Regions from separate parts of the Mus musculus genome. Here region 1 is linked to region 2. The links are chromatin loops, found by intact Hi-C in ENCODE. Cell type or tissue: left cerebral cortex. All regions are shown on one strand.

Evidence for each region. Hi-C counts contacts between places; a loop is a spot of excess contacts. Peaks named below come from ENCODE experiments on the same cell type or tissue, not always from the same donor. Only the 100,000 strongest peaks of a DNase experiment are listed, where the experiment ranks them.
Region 1: a loop joins it to region 2, with 2.8 times the contacts of the local background. A loop is called at or near these places in 2 of 42 quality-filtered maps.

Annotation. Positions count from the first base shown.
Region 1 is chr1:154,725,117-154,733,116 of GRCm38, forward strand. Cacna1e (calcium channel, voltage-dependent, R type, alpha 1E subunit) reads right to left here and starts at 804. Exons shown (of 47, transcript NM_009782.3): 1 at 535-804. The coding sequence starts at 803. In left cerebral cortex, CTCF peaks have their summits at 1,889 and 4,652 (motif pointing left); DNase peaks (open chromatin) are centred at 70, 485, 735, 831 and 4 more places; H3K4me3 peaks cover 2,316 bases; H3K27ac peaks cover 2,620 bases.
Region 2 is chr1:154,467,915-154,475,914 of GRCm38, forward strand. It overlaps Cacna1e (calcium channel, voltage-dependent, R type, alpha 1E subunit), which reads right to left. Exons shown (of 47, transcript NM_009782.3): 19 at 5,943-5,999; 20 at 4,146-4,799; 21 at 3,424-3,737; 22 at 1,032-1,194. Among named protein-coding and RNA genes, the nearest start is that of Gm30465, 210 kb to the left of the region's middle. In left cerebral cortex, no CTCF peak of the experiment used is centred here; DNase peaks (open chromatin) are centred at 4,760, 5,540, 5,784 and 7,178; H3K27ac peaks cover 195 bases.

The DNA of each region.
Region 1 (8,000 bases), 260 kb after region 2:
CATGGGTCTACTCTTTGGAGCTTCTCATCTGGCAAATCCCTCCCAGAACCTCAACTTCTCTGCTGGCAGACAGTGCAAGTGTCTTCCCAGCTGGTAGGAATGGGAGCAGAGGGACTGGCTTAAGTGGTGGAAAAGAGAGAACTGATTATGAAAGAATCCTTGAGATTTGAGGTAAGCCAAACCACATGGAGTGCAGCTTCTGAAAGGGTTAGGACTTTGGGGGTGGCCAAGAAACAGACAAAGCCCAGAAAGAGGCAGATGTCTCCACACCAGGCACCTAAGTACACTTAGAGATTTCCACATGGAAAATAATCCCCAAAACCAAAAGTCTTACCTTGAAAACCACTACTGCCCAAATAGGTCTCCGGGGCATCAGGCTTGCCCCGTGAATGCAACAAGGTAGGGTGCACTTGAGCAAAGGGGCAAATTTTGGCACCAGGAAGGGGTGGGGAATAGATTCCATGCTAGGTGCCCCCCCTCACCCGATGGAATGCAAAGGGGGAGAGGGAAGTCATGGTGGGTAAGAAAGGATATGGCCAATCGATGAGCTTCTTGGCGTATTTCCTGACAATGTTATCTTCTCCGAAGATGAACAGGGATCTGTTGACCGTGAAACAGTTCTGCCGGACTGGTATGGGGTTGTACAAAGCCATAGTCCGCGCCCTCTGCGCTTTTGACTGCTTGTAGGCGGCCGCCGGCCCCGAGGCCGGGACGGGGGTTCCTTGTCGGTTCCTGCTCTGGTCCGAGTCTCCATCGCCTGAGCCTGGCCTGCCAACGACCACCGCCTCCCCGAAGCGAGCCATCCTGAAGTTTAAACAGACAGAAGACACACAAAGGTGATCGCCGAACACCCGCACACAACAAGAGGCAGAAAAGACACAGGCAGGCTCAGAGCCTTATCCACACAGGCGCAGGGACCACCGCCTCTGGGGACCCCTGCAGGCTCTTCAGCCCTGCTCTGAACTGTTGAATCTAAAGGCAACCTCTGCGAAGCTCCATTCCTCAAGAAAAAAAAAGAAGAAGAAGAAGAAGAAGGGGGTAGGGCTTCTAGAGGGAATATTTTCCCCCAAAATGCCAGCGTGGGGTGGTGTTCAGGGACCGGAGAGGGGTGGAGAAGGTCGGTCCTCAAACATAGCTCCTCTTCTGGCACACGTACCACCTGGCTGAGAGAAAGGCAGGCACTGGTCCGCTAGGTAACAGTTTGCTGATTTATTGGTCGGGGTGAGGGGTAGAGAGGAAGAAGGAAATGAAAACAAAAGAACTTTGAAAAAAATGAAAAGAAAAAAAGACAAGGGCCAGCTACGGTGACATGCTTTAGAACGCCAGCCCCTGCAAGTCCATCTAAGAAATTCCACAGCCAAGACTTGGCTCTTTAAATCTGCCAGCGGAGATGCATCCAAAGGTTGGAGAGAGGGAGATGGAGGTGGGGGGGAGAGCGGTACTAAGGTTCCTGCGTAAACCGCATCGCCCGAAAAATGAAGATGAGAAGTCGAACCAGCCGGAGAGGGGCAAATGACTTCACAGCTCCTGCTTTTGGGGTAGAAGTTGAGCAGCAACCAGAGAGCAGCGAAGCCCAAGTGCCAGCATCCGCCCAGAGCGCTCGCCGCTGCCGCCGCCGCCGCCGCCTCCCAGGATCAGCATGCAACAGCGATCCGCGGCTGCGCCGGGAAGAGGGTGGGAGAGCGAGCGAGCGAGCGGGCGGGCGGTCGCAGTGAGGAACAGGTTGCAGTCAGCCTAGCTAGTGATGGCAGGGCATAGGACTTAATCCACATACCGAACTTCCTCACCAAAGACCAGCTCTTTCTCCTCCCGGCCTTCCTGGCTACAGAGAGCAGAGACGATGCTTAAGGGCAGGTTGAGGAGCACAGCGCAGCAGCGCAGCAAGGTGGCCAAGGATCCGAGAGAGACGCGGGGGCGGGGCTCTCAGAGTCCAGCGTGGTGAGGCTGGTTTGGCTTGTGAATTCGTTTGACTGAAGGCTACCTAGGCAAGGGTCCAAGGAAGAGTCGCGGTTCCCTCAGGAGATGGAAAAGAGAGGCCCACTGAAGCTGGTGATGCCTGCAGACTCTCTGCAACAGATCAAAGACCTGTCCAGGAACACTCTCTTTGGTCCTAGGAAGGGTACTCAGGGCTGTGCCTCTTTCCATACTCTGCATAGGGTTCTGCTCGCCACTGCTCTAGTGGAGAGTAGGGACTTGTGCACCCCACCCTAGGATCTTGTAGCCTCTGCTTTGGATCTCCTAGGTTCCACTACCATCAACAGGGATCCCCAGGGCAAAGAGAGTGCCCTCTTCCTAAACCAACACTTAACAGACCTCATAGAGAAGTACCTCTGCTTCTCTGGGACCTTCTGTCCTATGGACCCTAAGGGACCTTACAAAGCAGCCTTCTAGATTGGGTTCCACTTTCCTCCTGGCAGGTGGCCCAGATATTCCAATCCCCAGACAGAGAGCCTAAGCAAAGTGCCCTCAAAATCCTAACAAAGGGGGTTTCCCACCCACCACCACCTTTTACTTTCAACCAAGGTCCATTGATCTTCTCAAACCTATGTCATTTTAAAAAAAAAAGTGTCTGAGCTGCAGAGGGAGGACATGTAGTCCAGAGAAAGAAGCTCTGTGTTTAACAATCTAGTCCTTGCCTACAGGAGACTCCGTGGACAGTCTATCCCTGTCCCCTCCCATCATCTGCACTGTCTGGAACATACTTTCCTTGACTTATGTTCACCCTTGGCTTCAACACATAGTTGTATCCATAACCTTTCTACGGAAGCGAAGGAAGCGCTGAGGGCAAGGGCTGGCTGAAGACGTAAGCAAAGGCAAACCAAAGCCCCAGTGTTGGAAGTCACCATGAGGGCAGCGCCACCTCGGCAGGCCTGAAAGGCAGTGTGTGAAATTAACTGATTAAGAGATAAAGTGGTGTCTGGGTGTTGGGCACGTGTATTCCTACTTGTATGTGTCTGTGAGTGTCTATGTGTGTGCACTGATACATGTCTGTTGTATGAGAATGTTGAGTGTGTAGGTGTGTGTGACAGAAAAGGGTCTGTGTACAAGAAATGCAAAGAAATGGCCTCAACACAGGGATGCCTTGCAATCACCCCTGCCCTCAGGAAGCGAGTGTTGACCCTGGGATTCATCGGAGATCATTTCAGATCAAATCTCGGCTGGAAGTGTGCCAGTGCCACCTGTTATTGTGATCTCACTTTGCCGAGGAGCTTATTAGGAGACAGAGTAAAGGAAGGTGGCTGTGAAGTCTCACTAGATGGTCACCTAGACAGAGTGGCTATCTCAGAGCTCTGTAAACTTCACGGGACTAAAAAAAATCTGATCTTCCATAGCAGAGGAGCCATACAAACCATTCATTTAGCAAATATATTTGCGTACATTCCCCACAACAGACACTATTTTAGACATTGGGGATTAAATAATGAGCCATATGGATGATGACATAAATGATGTGTCTTTCATAACTTCCACGAGATTGTATAGCCTAGCAAGCTCTGCTCTAAAGCTCACTTCAAGGATGAGACATAACACCTTCCTCATCATGCCTCTGTGTCTGTTTGCTAAACAGGGCACACTAGCCTTTTACCTTCCACAAGTACTTCCGAGAAAGACTAAGGACTCCTGCCTTGTCTCTTTACCCAGTAAGCCAAAATCTAGTACTGATTCGGGTTCCTCTTTCTTCCATACTCTGTGAGTCCTGTGACTGCTGAATTCTTTAGAAGCCTAGAATATGCAAGACAATACACTGGCCACACTGGGACCTCATGGGGCTGAGCCTAGCCTTCCTGCATTCCCACGGAGCAGGCTTTACCAACATCTAGGCAGAGTTTACTCGGGAGCAGGAATGGCTCTGTGGTAGAGTTCATTAGGATTCTTGGAGAAGCAGTCCCAGAGGGCCAGGGAAAATATTATGGCATCAGTAGGTTTAGAAGGGGGCTTGGTTTAAGGGCAGCAAAGCTGAGGCGTGTTCTTCTCTTTTCCCCTTCAACCTGAATGTCACAGCTTTGAGAGCTTTAAGACCTCTGGGTCTCTATACTGGCTTCCTTCTCTTCACTTTGCAACTTGTCAGGTGGATACCGTTTTAAAGATTAAATTGCACCAGCGATTGTTATAGCTACCAGTGTACATAAGCCCTACAGCAGGGCACTACTATAGCCCTCACAGCCCAGAGGAGCGTGAATTAAGGTGCTGATTCAGACCACAGAACAGCAGAGCTTCGGAGTCATGAGGTGTTGGTTCCGATCTGATAAAAGGCAGAGTGTAAACATCTAATGGATCTGATTTTCAGTTTCTAATAGCCATGCTACATAATTGCAACGTGTATATCATCAAGTGGAGACACAATGATGCTAAGCCTGTGGATGCCCTGCCTCCTACTCTCAAGATGAATTCTGACCGGTGCCTAAATATTCCAGGAACCACACTAAAGGGAACTATCAGGAGTGGCCAGAACATTGCCATCATGATCCTTGTATGGAAATCTGGTAAGTATGTTTCCCCCTGGTTTTACTGTTCTCTTAAAGACCACAAATGGAAGTGTGGAGAAGCAGCAACTGATCAGAACTCTGGAAACCAGTTTTAAAACCCTTGGAAAACCCTTTTCTCAGCCTCAGGGAGCCAGAAGTCTTATTTCCCTGTTGCCAGAGCACCATCTACTGGTCACTCCTGAGACAGCACTCTGAGTACAAGTACTTAGCAATACAGTACCTCAGGAACCAACCTTGAGAGCTCAGAAGTCCTAAATCAGTCACCAGCTCTATGCCACTCTCAGTGGAACTTTGTCGAGATCTACACCCTCCATTTCACACTACCAGCAATTCCTCTCACAGCTCCCAAGAAGTTCATACCCCCTTATTGGGCACAAGGTTACCAACACACACACACACACACACACACACACACACACACACACACGGGAGGGAGGAGCAGAGGGGTGAGGAGGAGAGAGAGAGAGAGAGAGAGAGATCGGGGGTGAGGGATGCTCAGGATGTAGCAGCCAAATGTTCTGCATGTTTCCCTGCAAGCTGTGATCTGCAGACTCAGAATTCAATAGGAGCAGAGGAAGCCACTGAAAAACTTTCCCAGATTATTGAACATATACAGATTATTACATTTCAGAATCCTTTTTCCTGTATCCCTGATACTCCTGTGAACAATTCAACTGTCAGACAAGATCGAGGAAGACTGACAGGAGTATTTTCAGCCTCGTATGTAAGAGAAGGGAGGCAAAGCCATTTCAGTATCCCCAGACCAGGCAGGCCGTGGAGCACATGCCAAGGCATACAGAGTGGTGAGTTGAGAATCTACCCCATTCATTCACAAAGATCTTTCCAGACCTCACAGGCTTTGGGCCCTCTTCATATAAGATTTTAGCCACTCATTGAGGAATCTGAAAATCTGGGCCTTGGCTGAAGACATGTTCCCCTCCCACCAATCCTGATCACTCTGCCTTGCCAATTACACTCGGGTGGCTTGTGCTTAAACTATCAGAGGCCCCTTTGTTCTATTTTCTCCTTATTGAGCTTTTCCAAGAAATAGACTCTTATGCAAAACAGTGCTCTAAGGAACATAATGCAGAGAGGGCTTGGGAGTGGGTTCCTAAGACAAAGTTGGCAGGAAACCTTGTGCAAATGCACAGCGGAGCAGAAGAGCAGGATGGAAATGCAGACATCTCGGGAGGCTGCTGGCATTCACAGCACCGCACAGCCTTGACTCTGGCGGAAAATGGAATTTCACATCCTTATATAACAATGTCCAGCCCTGGAACGAGCATCTCGCAGACCTGGGTTTAAGGAACCACAGAATACCAGTACCTATCAGTTGATCAAACAGCTGGAACTTGCCCAAAGGAATTTTTGAACCTATCACTTAATGGTAACTCAACACCTCTTCAGTAATAACAGCACTAAGGACATCTTACTGCTTCTTTGCTGCAGAGATGTGAGACATATTCTATTTGTTATCTGAGGCCCAGAAAGTAAGGGACTTTTCCAGTGACAGAGAGCTGGGAAACAGCAGTCAGCTCTCCTGATAATAATAAGCCTCAGATTCCTTATTGCAGTGGCTGCTGTTAAGGTGATGTATGTCAAACAATGTCTTCCTTGCTTAAGAGTTAGGTCACAGACATGAGGTTAGTATTGCAGAAGAAAGGCATGAAGTTAAGTTAAGAGTCTCCCAGGGGATTAAATAAGAATACACCATACCAATAGACTGTTATGAAAGAGTGTTCGTTGATCTGTATATAGCTCTTGGAGTGGCACCTATCACACAGTAAGTGCTGTGTAAGTGTCTTTCCCATGTCTTGTCTATGTCACTGAAAGTGGGATAACACACAACAGGCACCTTGTGACTAATGGGTAGCTTTCTGTTTCAGAAAGGACAGAATACAGTCATTGAATGGCTTTGGTTTGAGGGCTGGGGGTAGATTGGGGAGTAGAAACATATAAGTGCCTAAGATATGGTCAAAAAAGGAATAAAGCTAGGTGTGGTGTTATATACCTGTAATTCCAGCACTCGGGAAAAGGGAGGCAATCAGATTCCCACTTTGAGATCAGTCTGGGATACACAGTGAGCCCTATCTCCCAAACTCAAGGATGGGGATGTGGCCCAGTGGCAGAGTGCTTATCCAGCATGTACACAGCCCTTGGTTCAATACCCAGCAGAAAGAGAAAAGAAAAGGGCAAGACTGGGGCAGTATCAGAAATCCAAAGGCCCATGCTACTTGAGAGGGCTGGATGTTTACTGATTCATGAATTCATAAACCACTTGGCACATATTCATAAAGCCCTTTTCATGTGCTGGACATTTCTCTTGGACTTCTGGAGCTCAAAGATAAACTAGAAATGGTCTAAGAACTCTAAGAACATAGAGTTTAAAGGATAAACAGTGGAGACCGTTTCCTGAAAGGCTCTCTCCTAGAAATAGGACATGGAGTGCACAGAAAGAGACTAAGAAGAAGACAGTCCTTTCAAATGGAGGCAACCAGTGAAAGCAATCAGTCCATGATGCCCCAGTATTGTAGCCTGGGAGGACAACCCACCATATGAGAGCTCCGGCTGGAAACTACATACAAGATACATGGGGTCGACTATGCCACCTGCATTTCTATTTGCATGCCCCGTGTCTGGAATCACAGAGATGTAGCCTCACTTCTTTAATCCTTTTTTTTTTTTTTTGGCATCAAATGAGATCACTGTTCAGCCTGAATGAACAAGCAAATATGTTGACCTACTAGATGTTAACTGCCATTTGGAAAGTCAACGGCAGCGATTTAGAGCCTTTGACTGGAAAGACTGGATCTTGGCCCCATCTCTGCCCTCCTCGCCTCCTCACCTAGAGGACCACTTGTGCTGCTCTGCCAAGGTCAAGGTAAGTGAGAGAGACTCAGCAGAGCTCCTGTGCCTGCTACTGAGGGTGATCAGAGAGTAGGAACCACTAACCGAAGCAGCCCGCCCCCCTCACCCCACCCTCTTGGCCTCTTGTTTCAGGAAACACATCAATGGAGCCCACATTCTGCAAAGCTCACTCAGCCTACTTGGGCTTAGATTGATTCATCCATTCTACAAATATATAATGAGTGCAGTCTGTGTACCTGGTACTGTGTTAGATGCCAGAACAAGTAAGGGGGTGCCTAGGAAGGGAAGGGTTCAGTGTGGACGCTGCAACTGCCACGCCTGTCTAGCTAGCTCCCCTTTCTGAAGGATTCTCTTGAAGGTTATGCTCCCAGAGCAGAGAAAGCAGCTTACAGCTGAAGCCGAGCCTTAGGAGGAGCCTGAGACCAAAAGACTGTTTACCCATCGTGCCTCTCTTGGTGCCCTCTGGGTGGGAACCAACAGCAGATTAAGTCACCAGCTGTCCATCACTGCACCCTCTCTCCCCCAGCCTCTCCTACACTGAGCGGCTGGTTGCACCCACTCGGTATAAAATAATCGGAGTGAATAAGGCATCTCCACATGATACGGACTCGAGGGCAGTTTTGAAATGTACACCTGTGAAGGACA
Region 2 (8,000 bases):
CCAGCTAGCCAGGCCCTTGACAAAGGAAGCCACCAGGGAGAGCAATTTAATTTCTCAAGCACCACCCCTTGATTCCAGGCCCTGGTGGAGAAAGGTAATCAGATTGGTTAGAGGCTATGTCACGAAAGCCAAGATTCATTATCTGCACACATGAGTGAGCCGTGAGGAACAGCCACGTGAGACTACGCAATCCCCAGCGGCATGTGATGTCCTCTGATGCATCTTGGTGTCTTCTCCCTTAAGCAATGAAACCAGGACCTGCCTAGGAAATCATAAAGAACCAAGAAACACAAGAAACAAATGCCCTGATGAGGATGTTTCTATGGCTTCCTGATTATTCTGATGGAAATATCTTTATTCTATACTACAACTTTTGATGATCTGGCATCTTAACCCGGCTTCCTCCCATCCCACAGATGTGCCTGAACCCTGCCCACATGGCCACAGAAGGTCGCTTTCCTGTCTCAGAAGCCAATCTATATGCCAATTATAGGGCACAAGGCTCACACCCTTTTCTTAGTTCCATATTTCTTGAACCTAACATTCTAGATTCTTCTCTAACACACCTTCTTCATTCCTCTACCTCTGCCCTGGGAGAGGAAACTCTTTCCAAAACTCCATATGCAGAACAGAGGTATCAAACCTTTAAACTCCAGTAGATGTTTGACCATCTTAGGGTCCATAGTGTTTCCTCTTCTAGAATATCTGTAGACATCCTCAAGGAGACTGCCTTCATTTTCCTTATTCTAACTGCTGATCAAAGAGCAAGGAAGGGTCTTTTCCTGTGATATTTCTCCTGTATTCTGTCTTTAGTTACCGTGGGAACTATGGACACAGAGATGAGAGGCTGTTCAACTTAATGCCCTACCTTACTTATTGGGCTCCAAATATTTCCCTTTCTAGCTACTCTCTGCCAGGAGGACTCAGGAAGATAACAGGGCTCCCTACTTCCTCTCCATCATCCCAGTCTGGCTCAAATACTGGCTCTCTCTCCTAGTACCATAGTGGGATGCAACAGGAGCATAGCTCACGGGTTAGTGGTGCTGAAGATGAACATAGAGCTATGGGGCACCATGGCTTTTCCAGTCTCTCGCTTCTCCTTCTTCTGCTTCTTCTTCTTCTCTACCTCTTCTTCTTCCTCTTTAGTCTCTGCCTCCTTCAAGGGACTGGCTTCTCCATCCGTCTTGTTGCTAACTGCAAGCAGAAAGGTTTTAATCTTCAGAAACCCGCAGACAGGTGTGCTTTTTCATTTCAGTTGGGAACAGAATGGATAGGATAGGAAGGGGATGCCAAAGATGATCTGGGAAGGTACCCTGACAGCATCAGTCCTCCAAATGAGGACTCCTCCCCAGAGGAGGACTACCTCAAGTCTTCCACTTCTTATCCCTACCCATACCCACGTTACATACTACAGCCTTTTGTGTCATAGAAGTAAGAACCATAGCTTCCCTTTTATTGCTGGACTTTTGTAGTGTCGGAAACAGCACACCACTGCAGCTACCAAGCTTTCACAATTCAGAAATTATGTCTCGACTCCACATTCTTTTTCAGCTCATCCACTGAACTTTAATTTTCATATTAACCACACCTAAGTGGTATACACTATTATTCCTATTATACAGATTAAAAAAAAACACAAAACACCTGAAGTTCAGAGTCTACATGCCTTCCCTAAGGTCATACAGCTAATCTGAAATCCTATACACCTTCAGAAGATCTCTGCAGTGGAAGATTTCAAGAAACCATTACTCTCGGCATACGGCTTCTCTGGCTGTACCTTCTCCAGCACGATGAATATAGAAATGGAAATGTAATATTCATGTGAATATATGCCTGTGACTGCGTTCCAGTGCTGGGGGGGAAGAAGCAGACAGGGGTCACGTAGCAATGTCAGGTGGCTACTTTCTGTTTCTGTGCTCAAGTAGGAGGTGGGGGGGAAGAAAGCTGTCAGTGTGGAGAGAAAGCCTGGGGAACCACCCCACCCCCACGTCCCTATGGCCAAGAAGTGGCACTACCCTGAGACTCATGGTACCTTTATGGTCCTGGCCCATGTTGGGACCTTCTAATAGCTAAGTACCTAAAATCTTCCTATCGCATACTGTACTGTGATGCAGGATCCACACCAGCCCTAGCGTGAAAACAGAGAGATGGTGAAGCTAATGTTGTTTCTTATAAAAAGAGGCTCCAAAGCACTTCTTATTTTATAAAAGTACAAAATCAGACAGACATTAAAAGTGACTGTGGACCTGCAATCCTGAAACATGCCCCAGTCCACCCCAGCAAGCACGGGGCATGGGAGATTTACAATTTTTTAAAGCTGATCTGTTGTTTCAGAGGGCAGATGATTTGAAGCAAGAGTGGAAGGGAAGCAGAGGTAGAGAGGCAGAAAGGGAGACGAGGAGACTGTCACAGGACAGAAGATGGAAAGAGAAGGAAAACACACACTGATAGAACCCCATGACCATAACCTGTGATCACAGGACAGCAGCGAGATTAATGCAGAGATGGGTGTAGGGGCAGGGATAGCCTGTGGATGAATGCAAGGATAGGGTAGGGGGCAGATTATAGGGTGTGGGATTAATGCAAGGGTGACATGTGGGGATAAGAATAAAGGGAATGAGTAAAAAGGGAAGAGGTGCAGGGTTCAAGTCAGAATGAGGAATGGGATTAAAGCAGGGAAGGGATTTAGGGCTGGGGCAGAGATTAGGTACAAGGCAGTGATTAGGGTAAGGCAATACAGGAACTGGACATAGGATTGATGTCATCATGGAATATGTGGTCAGGGTGAGGACAGGGATAACATGAATGCAAGAGAGAAATGTGGTCCAGGAAAAGGTGGGTACTGGCCCAGTAAGGTAGTAGGTTAAATGCTTTCCCCTTGAGTTTTCTGTCAGTGTTTCGAGATTAACCTCTGCATGAAAGAGTCTTGATGGGAAAGTGTGACTGAGAGCTCCTAGGAGAGAGAGAGAATTGATAGGAATAATAGAGTCAGGAAATGTTAGCGCAGGGATGATCTCAGGGGAATCTATTATAGGTGGCACCGAGGCCTCCAAAGATGCAGGCCTTTAGAGCAGAACAGTAACCATAGCAACACCTATCTGCTAGTCTACCCCAGGATATCTCCTAGTTCTCCCAGAGGTCACAAGGATGCCATCTGGTTACACCAGGACGCAACTGCCTATAAGCTCACATGTAACCACTTTGAAGACTCATAGGACCAAGTTCTACAGGATAAAAAAAAAAATACAGTTGCGGGAAGTCTAACTCTGTAGGAGAACACTGTCTCAAGACTGTGAAAAATGTTTTAGTCCTGTTGGAGTGCCTTTCTATTATTTGTTAGAGCTTTAGTAGAGGGGCCCCAGAGCCAGCTGTCTTCAGCTCCAGTTGGGTGGGAGGGGGTGACAGAACAGGGACTGTGCTCACTGTTCACCACTGTCGAGTCCACCAAGGGGTCCACATCAGGGATGGCGACCGTGACACTGGTGCTCTCCGTGGTAGCCTTGTCCATGTTGGCTGTCATGCAGGAGAGATCCGGTTCACTCTGGCTAATGCCCCGGCCCACATCCAGCTGTACGTCCCCAAGAAGGGCTTGTTCACTGCTGCCTTCAGCCTCCTGCTCTGTCAGAGCTGCATCCTTCCCCACTTCCAGCTCAGGTTGGGGCTGGACTAGAGGTGTTTCTGCTTCATCAAGAGCCCCTACCAGTCCAGAGCCCCTGGGGACCATCAGACTGTTGGTCCTGAGAATAAAGACCAAGAGATGGTTATGTTTCAGAAGCTGTTCTAGAGTGGCGGATGCACCTGGCTAAAAGGAAAGGGAGAAGGAACAGGAGCAGGCCTGACAGCATATTCTATCTTCCATCTGCATCCAGACACAGTGAGGCAAACACTCATGGGCCATGCTCACTGACTGATTCCCATCTATCCATCTATCCAGGCTCCACTCTCAGCCGAGCTGCTCTGGAATAGAACATTGTTTCCGCAGGGGTTAGGTTGCCTGTTAAATTAAGCCGTGACTTTTAGATGGTGTTTAGGCATCATCTCTATCTTATAAAAGGGAAAACGGAGGCCCATATAGGTTTCCATCACAGAATTCCTCACAGAAACCTGAACTACATCTCTTCAGTGCCCTCCTGGGACTCCTTTACCTCCTTAAGTCCTGGGTTCTCTCCTCTTCGTGGATGGTCGGCTCTTTGCTCCTGTGGCTGCTGTGAGGCTCATGTTCCTTCTCCCCCTCAACGGACACCCCTTCATCCAGACTCCGCTCCTGGCTGGCAGACCTGCTTCGGGATGCAGAGGCAGAGTCCTTGCCCTCAGTCCTGACTCGGCGATGCCGGCTTCGCCTCTGACTCTGCCTGTGCCTGGCCCGGTCCTCAAAAGTCACCACAGTCTCTCCTCCCCCAGCCTCCTGCTGGATTGGGTCACAGTTTCCATGACAGGATCTAGGCAGCCACGGTGGCTCCCGTTTGCCCAAGGACAAGGGGCTCCTCTGGTTGTCCAGGGCGCTAGTCAGGCCCCCTATGTCCCCCTTGAGGGAGCCCCCACGACTGATGCGTTCTTCTTCACACTTTTCAAGACCCAGACCTAGGGCTAGGCCCTCAATGGGCCTGGGCCTCCGATAAAGGCTGGGGTGAGCATTGAGGGGGTTGAGAGGACTCAGTGGGTTGAGTGGATTGAGGGGGTTCATTGGCGGGGCCTCCTCTTTGTTGAGGGCTTCTTGGCTAGACATTTGCATGTGCCTCCTCAGCTGGCTGGTGCGTTGTTCCCACACAGACATGTGGTGCCGGCGCCTCCGCTCCCTCCTGACAAAGAAGAAAGGGCAAGGGCTGCAGTTAGAACCTGGTAGCACATGTAGAAGTCAGAGATGGCAGCTTTACAGGGGCCATGGTGAGCAGGGGTCATGATGAAGGAGCTAATGGGAGGATCTCAGACAAGAAGCACAGAGATGCCAGGGGCAGAGTGGCTACACAGAAGAAAGTTGTCAGACCAGTACCTCCAAGTCCTGTATAGGGTATCTTTCACTTCAGTCCCTGCCTCTACAGTGCAATAGCCATTTGGTAAGGATGGGTCAGCCCAAGACTGAGCCTAGTGTCCCCAAGACCAGCGAGCAGTAAAAAGACTCACCAGCCATCCCTCCCCAGTACTCCTTTGATTAAGGGTATCAGCTGGGGTCTCTTATGTACCCACAAATGACCCTTCCTTCAAGGTCAGAAATTCTCCTCCTCTTTCCATCCAGATTTTAGCCTGGAATATCAGGGGCTGAGATGCACCATATTCAGAGACCAACAAAGATACTGACCATGGCAAGCAGCCACTATATTCTAACAATGGCAGCATCCCAGGAAAGGTAGGGAGATTGTGGGCTCCTAAAGCAACAGCTAATGAAACCCACAAAAGACTATATTCAGAGACCACCAGCAGTCGACGCCCCAACTAACTGTGGAGCATTTCAGCTCAGAGGCCCAATGAGCATTCACAAGGCAGCAGGAACACACAAACATGACACACAGAACGCAGGCGTGGGCTCCTCAGCTGGAAGGGCAGACACCCACTCCTTCCCTCACATGCCCGTGGGTACACACCCACCAACTGTTAAAGAGATATGCACATGGGCCCACACACACCTTCATGGAGGCCCACACAGAGATGTAACAGAACACCCACCAACACTAATTGCCAATGTGAACACGTGCCCACTCGCAGGCCCGACACGAGAGCAAACAACACACTTGTCACATACTTTAGACACTGATAGAAGCGCACTGAAAGGTGCAGAGTGGGGCACGTTCACAGATGTGCAGGAAACACGCATACACACCCACACACCAAGGCACACACTGACATTTACACTTGGTATCACTTTGTCCATGGTAAGGACAAAACCACATCATCCCCATGCCCACACACAGGACCACTCCCAGACACGCAGACCGGTACACACATACAGGTGGCTGCTGCGTGGCTCCCACATCGACATGTGGTGTCTTCTCCTTCTGTCTCTTCTGGGGAAGAAAAACGAACAGGTTCAGTCCACCCCAACCTATAGGAACCACAAGCCCCACAGCCACCAGATGTCCAGAGGGAAGCCAGAGTCTTTTTTGCATGTCCATGGGGCTTCCATGCACCTCTTTGCCCCCTGTAGACACCCCCACCTCGAGTGCTCCCACGGTGGCTTCTGAGTCCTTGCTATATGCAAATACCCAGATCTCATTCTTGAAGCACACATGCAAAGTCCCAGAGGATAGACTATTTCGTGTAAAATAGACCTTCCAATGCTTCACAGCATGCTGCAGTGAGTTCATACTGCCCCCTCTGGAGTCCTGCTTTGACAAGTACCCCTTCCCCACCATGTCAAGGGTGACCAAGGATATCCACACAAGATTGACTCCTAAGGTCATCACTGTATGGCAGATCCCGGCTCAATTTTATGGACCACGGAGGAAACAAATGCTCTGTCATGCACACCAGTGAGGCTATAGAGCAACCCAAGGCTAAGGACAAGGTCACACTTCAGAGGCCACAGAGCCACACTTTAGAGGATGTGAATGATTCCCCAAGGGCGAAGCCTTTAAGGTTTGCTCTATTCCTCTGGGGGAAAACACAGAATTGATTTTCTAAGACTGGTGTAAAGAAATATTACTTCTACATATGCATTGCATCCATTCAAATACACTCTCGAGGGAAGGTAAAAGTAGCAGGATAGATGAGCGTTGCAAGAGTAGAAATGAGTGTGGCAGCACAGGGTCAAAGCTAGGGTGGAGGGCAATCTAGCTGAGAACTTGCTCTAGCCTTTGAGATAGAGAACCCGGGTTCAGCCCAGTGAGCCCTGTTGGGTGTGGAAAATAGGTAAATGATGTTCTTTGTTTGAGAAGACCCCCATCAGTGTAGAACATGCCAGGCTAATGAGCTCTGCTCAACTGCTATAACTCATGCACTTGGAAAGAAGCCTTATAGAAGGGGCCAGTCTGAGGAAGCAGAGGCAGCCAGTCTATGTTCTCTTTGGGGGTATCTGGAAGAAGTACAAATGTACATGTGTACACACAAGCACTCATTGATAAAGACACCATTATAGAGATGTTGTGAGCTCCTTGGCAAAATCCATATCTCTCAGCATCAGCAGCCTATACTATAGCAGGCACGGGGCAGGGTGGGGGGCTAGAAACATTGGTAACATATAGAAATAGAAGCATACACTCTAGACAGGCAGCATGCATACCCACTGGGACAGGCACATCATATGATCTACTTGCAAATTCTTGAGTATGCAAAACACCAGCCCTCGAGGAGCATGTGTAAGTATATAGAGGGATTCTCTCTCTCTCTCTCTCTCTCTCTCTCTCTCTCTCTCTCTCTCTCTCTCTCTCTCTCTCTCTCTCTCTGAGACACACACACACACACACACACACATTTCAAGCAAAAGAGAAACTAATCTTTTTCATACAGCCAGACACATACTTAACACTTGATTTTTACCTCTCTATTCATGTAGGTAACATCCCAAATTTGCGCTCATACCCTCAAACCACACAGACAAGTAGCCACTAACTTCAACTCATATGCATGTGATCTGGTATATATCCCACAATAGCCTTGTGAAGCAGAAAGAACAGTTGTCCTTCTCATTCCAAACGTGGGGAAACAGAGGCTCTGCGGAACTAAGAGGTCCTCTTTAACGCCACGGAGCATCTTTTTGACAGAATTAAGGCTAACAGTGGAATGCTTGGGTTTGTGATAATGTTCTTTCCAAGGTTATGTGCTTACCAGAAATCAGTTGAATGAGCTGCACACCTGAGCAAGGCATGCATCCCTTGTGGTTACCCATAGCAACAATAAACACCACATTACCATGTGGACAGCAACCCAAGTTCTTGGTGTCATCTTCTTGAGGATGCTTGCAGCATCTGCGTCACCTTCACTCTGCACTGGTGTTCACTGCTTGGTTCCCACAGCCCTGTGCCTACCCATATTTCATTCATTCTTCCATTCCATAAATAGTTCCTACT